2 separate regions of the Homo sapiens genome follow, and region 1 is linked to region 2. Evidence: chromatin contacts called from ENCODE Hi-C data. All regions are on one chromosome and are shown on one strand. The core of a region is the stretch at or near the end of the contact, and the rest is flanking DNA. Distances in the headings are between cores, read along the strand shown. Region 1 has its middle 64 kb from the start of MIR466. Region 2 holds the start of ZCWPW2 (zinc finger CW-type and PWWP domain containing 2).

Evidence for each region. A loop is a pair of places that touch in the nucleus more often than their neighbours do. Pooled maps may share reads with other maps.
Region 1: a loop to region 2 is called in a map of naive thymus-derived CD4-positive, alpha-beta T cell, with 6 times the contacts of the local background. The contact joins the enhancer-like site here to the promoter of ZCWPW2 in region 2. A Hi-C loop is called at or near these places in 2 of 168 maps with a recorded cell type or tissue (B cell and naive thymus-derived CD4-positive, alpha-beta T cell) and 8 of 50 pooled maps.

The regions. Positions count from the first base shown.
Region 1 is chr3:31,223,929-31,228,276 of GRCh38, reverse strand. No RefSeq gene overlaps it. Among named protein-coding and RNA genes, the nearest start is that of MIR466, 64 kb to the right of the region's middle. RefSeq lists an enhancer at 1,006-1,095. Within about 2 kb of position 1,761, at least 7 of the 41 ENCODE cell types and tissues checked have a DNase peak (open chromatin) inside an H3K27ac peak, as active enhancers do; they include B cell, where a contact is called at or near this core.
Region 2 is chr3:28,345,956-28,350,185 of GRCh38, reverse strand. ZCWPW2 (zinc finger CW-type and PWWP domain containing 2) reads right to left here and starts at 1,465. Exons shown (of 10, transcript NM_001040432.4): 1 at 983-1,465. It overlaps AZI2 (5-azacytidine induced 2), which reads left to right and starts at 1,362. Exons shown (of 8, transcript NM_022461.5): 1 at 1,362-1,585. RefSeq lists enhancers at 756-835, 874-1,168, 268-1,248, 1,436-1,495.

The sequences.
Region 1 (4,348 bases), core at 512-3,011, 2.9 Mb before region 2:
TGGCATGAATCTGGGAGGCGGAGCTTGCAGTGAGTCGAGATAGCACCACTGCACTCCAGCCAGGCAACAGAGTGAGGCTCTGTCAACAACAACAACAACAACAACAATGAATTTAAATAAAAAATATGGGTTAATTAAAAGTAAAATGGGAAGTAAATAAGTGTAGAAGTGACATTTGGATATAACAATGATCTTGAAGACTTTTGAGAATAATTGAAGTTTGGGTAACACTAGCTTAGGATAAGAACCATTTTTCCTTCTACCCTCAGCTCCCCAGAAGCCTATCCCAAGCCCAACTAGCCCTTGAGGAATTCAGGAGAAGGCTGTTCTGGAAATTAATATAAGAACTGAGTAGGAAGAATTAATGTTATTCTCAGTTGAAGTCTTTGGTTCAATTTAAATAGCTTTGATTATGATACTTACAAGTTTAACCCAGAAATGGGTATATTAGAAGCAGAATCAGAGGGCGGCTGACTGTAAGACCTAATCATGCATTTATTTGTTGCTGCCATCCACACCATGCCTGAACCCTAACAGATAAGTCGAGAGAGGCAGAGTGAGGTGAAATAAACCTCTAGGGGCAGCTGAAGAAGACACATATTTCTCTGTAAACCTAAAACTTCTAAAGTCTTTTAGGCTTGGGGTTTTAGTGCTCAAATGGCAAGGAGTTAAACCAGGAGTAATCAGAGGGGTTAATTTACCAAAAAACCAGTTCCCAAGGTTCTTCTTGGGTGGCCGTCCTGAGCTGGTGATGCACGTTCAGTCTGTGCATCTTTTCATCTCTGTGTATGACATTTAAGATGGCAGAAACTTTCCCTACTGGCTACATTCTTCATCTTATTACACCCATCATTGATTTCATTGGCTGGCATTTAAAAGAGGAAGCTTGTTAAACTAAGCTGTTATGCTTGTGGTTTTACAGGTTGGCACAGCAAACAATTATAAAAAAGGAAGAAGCATGCATGGGTGGACAGAAGTGTGTCTCTCCTAACAACATACAAACACACTTCTAGAAAAAAAAAGTCCCCACTAGCACAAAGCATCTCTGAGTGCATTTTGCAACAGCAAACTCCTAATCTCACGATCCTTCTGGACTGTAATAAGTGATGTGAAATGATTTCATTGGATGGGAGATGGAGGTTGGTGCACGTTCCTGGGCCCAGCCCCATATGTGTGGAAGTTATAAATGTGGTCCAGTTTCATTCCATTCCTCACAATTTCTGGGTAAATCAGGTCAATTACAGTTCCATCTTCTGCCACAACATCATGCTTAGCTTGGACAACTCAATACAGGGAACCCAAGTGCAGGGTAGAAGTTAACTAATAATAGTAATAATGAGGATAATAACATTAACTGCTCTGCTCCAGGAATGAAACACAGAGCCCTTACTTAAATCATCTCCAGCTCTTAGAGAACATTTGAAAGCCAAGTGTTATCCTCAGTTTTTAAGTGAGCTGCCCATTTGCCTGTTTGTTCTAATATCAATTTCCTGCCTGCTCCTTCTCTTGCTGTGTTCTGTATTTCAGAGAACTACATTTTCTAGGCCCCCTTGACAATAACTCTCCAGGTAGCTTCAGCCGATAGGAAGTATTGCTATGAAATTGGGGGTCAGAGGAAGTGAGGACCCAGGATTTTCTCCCCTAAGGCCCCCCCCACCCCCACCACTTCACTGGGTGGCACCTCTTGCGTAGCAGCATATCATTCAGTTCTGTTGGCCACCTGCAGCTTCCTGGCCCTGATTAGTTACACCACATCCTCCCATATTCCTCCAACTGCAGGATGGTAGCAGCTTCCTGCAGTTGTTAATCTCTGTGCTGCCTCACTGTGTTCTGTTTGTCTCCTCAGTTATTATAACCCTTGGCTAAACCATTCTCTAGTAAAATTCCCCCCATGTGAGTGGAGCAAACGGTTCCTGGTTTCCTGGCTGGATCGGACTGATATGCCATGGCAGAGGTTAGCGAACTTTTTCTATAAAGGGTCAGATAGTAAATATTTTAGGCTTTGTGGGCCAGGAAGCAAAATCGAGGTACTAATTATGAAGGTATTTATATAACAAGAGGGAAAACAAATTTCCACAAGTTATTTTAGCTCACAGACCATACAAAAGCAGGTGCAGGCTAGAATTGGCCAGCAGGAAAGGACAAGATGAACCAGTTAACCAGCTACTCCAACAACCCAGGCAAGAGTGGGTGGTGACTTGGACAAGGATGTTGGCCCTGAGATGGTATATGGTGGTTGGCTTGGAGTCATATTCTCTGTCTTAAAGCCAGAGTGATTGTCCTGAAATACAAACCTGATCATGTCACTGAGTAAAACCATCCCAAAGTCCTAGATTGTTCACAACGTAGTTAGTGAGCTCTATGGACTCAGTAGCCATCTATTCCAAACCCCCATATGAGAACGCTAATGGGATGAGGAAGAACCAAGGAAAAGAGGGGGAAGTGGTGCAGTCTGTTTCTGTGTGGCAGCAGGGAAGAGGGATGAACAACAATTAATTTGGATGGATTTGGAGCTGAAAGGAGTTACTGTCTGTCTATAATTCTTTCCCTTCATTCCAGATTTCAGGACTTTCAAGGCCAGCAGTTTGAGGGATTTGCTGCTAGCCCAGTTAAATTAAAAAAGGTGAATGTGTATTTTCATGTAGAGCTCACTCTGATGGGAGAGGGTCATTGTCATTTTAAATTACAATTTACTTCCAGTGCAGTGTTACTTCTTTCCAATGAGTGTGTTACCCTCCAAGCATCCTGGGCCCCAAGAATGGCCTGGGGCACCCTTCTCACTCCTGACCCCACACAAGGCCCAGGCTCCTGGCACTTCTTTTCCTTAGTATGCAAGGAATTCCCATCCCACACACCTTTAAAGCTTAACCTGAGGCACATGGAGAGAAGTCCGGGATCTATAAACTTGGATTAAAAAATTATTTATTTTCACGAACATCCGAATGAAACTTAGCACTTCTTTCTGTGATAAATGTAGGTGAGAAACCCACCATAAAACAGTTCCAGGCCGGGCACAGTGGCTCACACCTGTAATCCCAGCACTTTGTTAGGCCGAGGTGGGTGGATCACCTGAGGTCAGGCATTCCAGACCAGCTTGGCCAACCTGGCAAAACCCCATCTCTACTAAAAATACAAAAGGTTAGCCGAGTGTGGTAGATGCGTGCCTGTAATTCCAGCTACTTGAGAGGCTGAGGCAGGAGAATCACTTGAGTCTGGGAGGCGGAGGTTGCACTGAGCAGAGATTGCACCACTGTACTCTAGCCTGGGCAGCTGAGTGAGACTCTATCTCAAAAAAAAAAAAAAAAAAGAATTAGCAGTTTCAGCACATATTATACAGATATTTTCATACCACACAGCTATTGTAGATATTTTGAAATATTCATTACTTCCATAAGTCTAAGTTATTGCACCCACCACTATATCTTATTAACGTTTAATAAAGACACACAACTATCAGTACATCACCAATTTTTTTTTAAATATCTTGTTAGCTGTATTCTTTTGTTATCCTTAGTATTTATTTTATATTCATAAAAACATTGTTCAGGGAAGGTGCTTATAAGCTTCACCAGTCTCCCAAATCCTAAAGAAGAGCCCAGTCCCACCCCTCAGTGTTTCCACTCACAAGAAATATCAGTGGATGGTGTTCGTCCCAGTTGGGGACAGGTATAAAGCCGAGTTCTCCTTCCTTAAGCACCTCATGCTTAAGAGGGAGCCAACTGTGCTCCCAGCCTTCTCCAGCACAGAAGCACTTAGTTAATTGTGCTGAACTCAGGGCCAGACCTCAGGGAGGGAGAAGCAGCTTGTCTGGGCCGCTTTGGCAATCAATTATTCCCCCAAGCAGAAAGATTGATAGCTTCTGCATATCTTGGCCCAGCTAATAATATCGCAGATGCTGTTTTAATTCCAAAGCACAGAGCCACCCCCAGACTTTCTTTTTAACCTCTCTGCCTAAAATGGGACGTAGTGGAGTGGCTTTCAGAGACAAAGTGACTATGCCACTTTGGGTCCATTTTAATACTTACGCATCATGATTCTGTTCATTTCCACAGCTCACCTACTTTCTGGCTACCAATTTGGATTTTATCCCACCCTTTGGTTACATTTCTCAATTTCATTTATTTATTTATTTATTTATTTATTTATTTATTTATTTTTTATTTTTTATTTTATTTTTTTTTCTTTAGCTCAAACAATCTCCTTCCCTGAATGTTCTGAAATTGCCTTTTCTCCTACTGGAAACCCCTGGATATTTTCTTGTCCTTCTCTGGACCTCTCTAATCCTTGATAGGGCTTGAGAAAACAGAGGTCTCTGAGTCTGAGCGATGGGCTGGGAGTGGGGAAATGG
Region 2 (4,230 bases), core at 216-2,715:
GTTGTTTTAAATTGAAAATTCTCAAAATGCATCATGGAAGCAATAAAAAAATTTAAGGACTGATACTTGCTCAAAATATTAAAAACACTGCTCTCTTCCATTCTCCAGCCCAGTAAATTGAAGCAAATCGTTTCCTTTCTCAACGATAACATTAACACAGATTTCTAAGTATTTTTAGAAATGTCATAAAACTTCAACTTGTGGTCTTTGTTCCTAACAGCTATAAATTTTCACTTAAATCTAAACCAAAAAAGACAATAAAAAAACCAACAACAATAAAAACGAATTTTCATATAAACCCTTGAGTGAAATCCATCCTATTGGGCTGACAGTTGGGCTGATAGTTAAGCGGACAGATGACAAAATACTACTTTAAGGGGGTGGTGAGTAATGTCCGTATTGCTAATCGGCGGTTAGTGACGTTAAATTTTCTATAATTATTGTTCCTTGTTTATTTGTTTATTTAACCAATAATACCTTAGAGTTACAGGGGTTCCACCTGGCTGCGACCTTCAATGACTAATTAATTCAACTACTTGTGACTCCACAGCTAGGGACGGTCTATCATCTAGAAATAACCAAGGTGGTGGCAACTCCAGGGAAGCCGGGCGCAACTCCAGTACTCTGGCATCTTCTCCCTGTCTCTCATTCCATAAATTGAGCAGTGTGCTAGAAGTCGTGGTGTCGTTTGTGAATAATTACAGACCCCTACGCAATTCGTCGAGCTTGTGCCTCAAGTGATCGCCTGAGGGCTTGCAAGTAGTTTAGAAAACAGAGGCTACAGAGGAACGGCTTCTAACAGACTTCCCAGTTCCCAGCCACGTCAGCTCGTAAGCCTGTAACAGCGCTACTGAGCCGAGCCAGCACGCACCACACGGCCCGGGGACCCCCCAAAAGGACACTGAGTGAAAAAGACGCACCAGAGGGCGCCCCTGAAGGGGGACCTCGGCCCAACAGACAAGACGGCTGGTAACGCTCTTACCTAACTCCACTCCGCCTCCGCCTCCTGGCGTCCCGCGGCCCCGCCCCGTCCCGCCGCGGAGGCTCACGGGACATGTAGTACGCCGCGCGCCACTCCTGCACTTCCCCACCCCCACGACCGAACCTGGCTTCGCTAACGCCCTCCCAGCTCCCTCGGGCCTGACTTCCGGTTTCCTCGCGCGTCCCTGGCGCCGAGCCCGCGGACAGCGGCAGCCCCTTTTCCGGCTGAGAGCTCATCCACACTTCCAATCACTTTCCGGAGTGCTTCCCCTCCCTCCGGCCCGTGCTGGTCCCGACGGCGGGCCTGGGTCTCGCGCGCGTATTGCTGGGTAACGGGCCTTCTCTCGCGTCGGCCCGGCCCCTCCTGCCTCGGCTCGTCCCTCCTTCCAGAACGTCCCGGGCTCCTGCCGAGTCAGAAGAAATGGGACTCCCTCCGCGACGTGCCCGGAGCAGCTCCCTTCGCTGTGGAAGCGGCGGTGTCTTCGAAGAAACCGGAAGCCCGTGGTGACCCCTGGCGACCCGGTTTGTTTTCGGTCCGTTTCCAAACACTAAGGAATCGAAACTCGGCGGCCTTGGGGGCGGCCCTACGTAGCCTGGCTTCTGGGTGAGTGACTCGCCAGGGACGGGTGGAGGATAGGGATGCGGGCAATGCCGCGGCCAACCTCCGTAGCTGTTGCCGGTCCAAAAAGACACGTCATTTTTTTCTCACTCCCTCCCGCGCCCCCTCCTTTGACTAGGGAGCGGCCCACTCCTGGGCATCCCTTTCCCCAGTCACCCCCACACCCAGCTGTCCACACCCTTTCCCCTGTCACCCTCACCCCCAGCTGTCCAGGCCCTTCTTGGTCATTCACTTCTCTAATTACTCCTTTTCTTTTCGTACTCTTACTGGGGCGCCTTCAGTTTTTTTTCATTCATTGAGACTGCTAAATGCTTCTTTCCGATACAAATTATCGGAAAGAAAAGAGGGACATTGGCTAGGACGGTACTCCCTGGGGCATCTGAGTGGTGAATATCGACCCCCTGCACTTGATCGAGGGCTAACAGGTATTCGTCGTTTCTCCAATGTCTAACCTGTATACGGTATTCATTCCAGCCTTCGGCTGTTTGTTGAGTAACTACTACTACGTGCAAGGTAGGCTGACACCCTCTACACAAAAGAAACCCCAATACTCGAAAGCGAGATAAAATACCCACGAAAACTCTAGTACAAATCAAACCATCAGTTGCTCCAAGAGGTGATGGAAATTTGCTAAGGTGATCAAAGACAGACGTACCAGAATTAAAATTGACCCTTGCGCCTTATGTGTAGAAGACATTTTGGTTTTTAGATTGGAATTTCAAATTGGATTGAGCAAGATCTCAAGGCAGAATTTCATTTCTCTAAAAACGCCATATCTCATTGCCCAATCTTGTGATCATTTCATCATCTGTAAATTGAGAACAGTGCATCCTTTACAGGATATTTCCAAATTTTAATGTGATATTGTTTGTAAGCCAGACATCTTACGCAAGTAGAAGGTTTTAATATTAAAGAGACAGCATAACATAATGGGAAATGACACTGGATTAGGTCAGAACACCAGTATCTGAATGCTGATTTTTCCATTTACTTGACAATGGGTAAGAGGCTAAACTTTTTCTTCATTTTCCTTATCTCTGAAATGGGTGTAATACATACTCTAAGGCACCAAAGCATAGTTTCTAAGAGTTATGCTGGCTCTGGAGTCAGCTGCCTGATTTTCATTTCTGGCTCCCCTACTTTCTAATGTTTTCATGTCTCAATTTCTCCACCTGTAATCTGAGGAGATTCTTTACAACCTCAGAGGTATTACATAGATTTACTGAATGCTTATGAAGAACAAATGAGATAGTTTCTCCAAAAGGTGAAGCACACTGCTTGGTATACCATAAACGCTTGGCTACTATTAATTACCAATGCAGAACCTTGTCATTATTATTAAGTAAAATGCTGAAGTTTTTTTTATAATCCATGAAGTAATAGAACCAATCTTTTTCTTTTTTATGGCACTTATATTCAGAGTGCAAGTATAGTTGCCTTATCACTGTTAGAAAATAATTTTCAATAACACCAGTAACATTGAATGTATAGTAGATGCTTAGTTGCATTAGAGGTATTACTGTATGAAAGGGATGAAAAGAAGTAGACTGCTCTTCATACCTATGCTAACTCTGGAAGAGTCTTGATCTGTGCAATACAAACTGATTTCTGGACTAACGCAGTTTGTTGGATAACTCAAGAGTCATAAAAATGGAACTGGAGTTTTTCTTCATATTGTATATCTAATGTTGAGTACATTTTTGGACATTTATTGAATTACAGGGCTTTTTATTGCTAATGTACACAGATTAAGAGATGATGTTTTGAAAAGAGGTACTTGATGACCCTTCTTTATAAACTAGTTAGGCTATTTTACAAATTGAGAAAGGGGAATAAGCATTGGTCTGTTCGTCTTCGTAAGACTTAATCCTTGCTCCATAGTATTTTGACTGATTGTACGAAATAGGTTCGGGAATATCCTAACTTTTCAGAGGTAGAAAGGTGGTGAAAATTCTAAATATGATTTACTTCAGGAGGCAATATGGAATAAAGAGCCTACCATATAGGCCTTGATTCAAACTTCAGTTTTGTCACATACTGCTGTGGTGAGGTGAATTTACCTCACCTCTTTGAGCCTCAATTTCCCCATTTATCATGGTGCTAATACCTTTCTTGCCAAGTTTGGTGTGGACTTGAGATAATGTGTGTACCATACCTTTTATGCAGTTCCTGGCATAAATGTGAATTCCCTTCTCTCTGTTTAGGTTGCCATTGTTCTGTATTTGTATTAAACTTTTGCCTTCACAGTTTAGTAAGGTGGCATCTTAGTGATGTAGTCTAACCCTATCATTCTGTATAGGTGGGAAAATTTTGATCTAGAGAGGTAAAGCGAACTAAACTATAATCAGGGTTGCAAATCCTAGACTAGAATCTGTGTTTCTGAATCCTGGGAAAGTGTTCTTTTTGACATAGTTATGCCTTGTCCATATTCTTAGGATAACCAGAATCCCTTTTGTATTGCCTCTTTGAATGTTGTATTAAGACCATAGACTTCTGACAGCTTACTTAGGTTCACATCTCACCTTTGCCACTGATTAGCTGTGTAGCTATAGGTAAGGTATTTAACTTTTCTAAGACTTTCTTCATAACAGTACTTAGCTAAGTGGTAGAAAAATGCATGTGAAAGCACT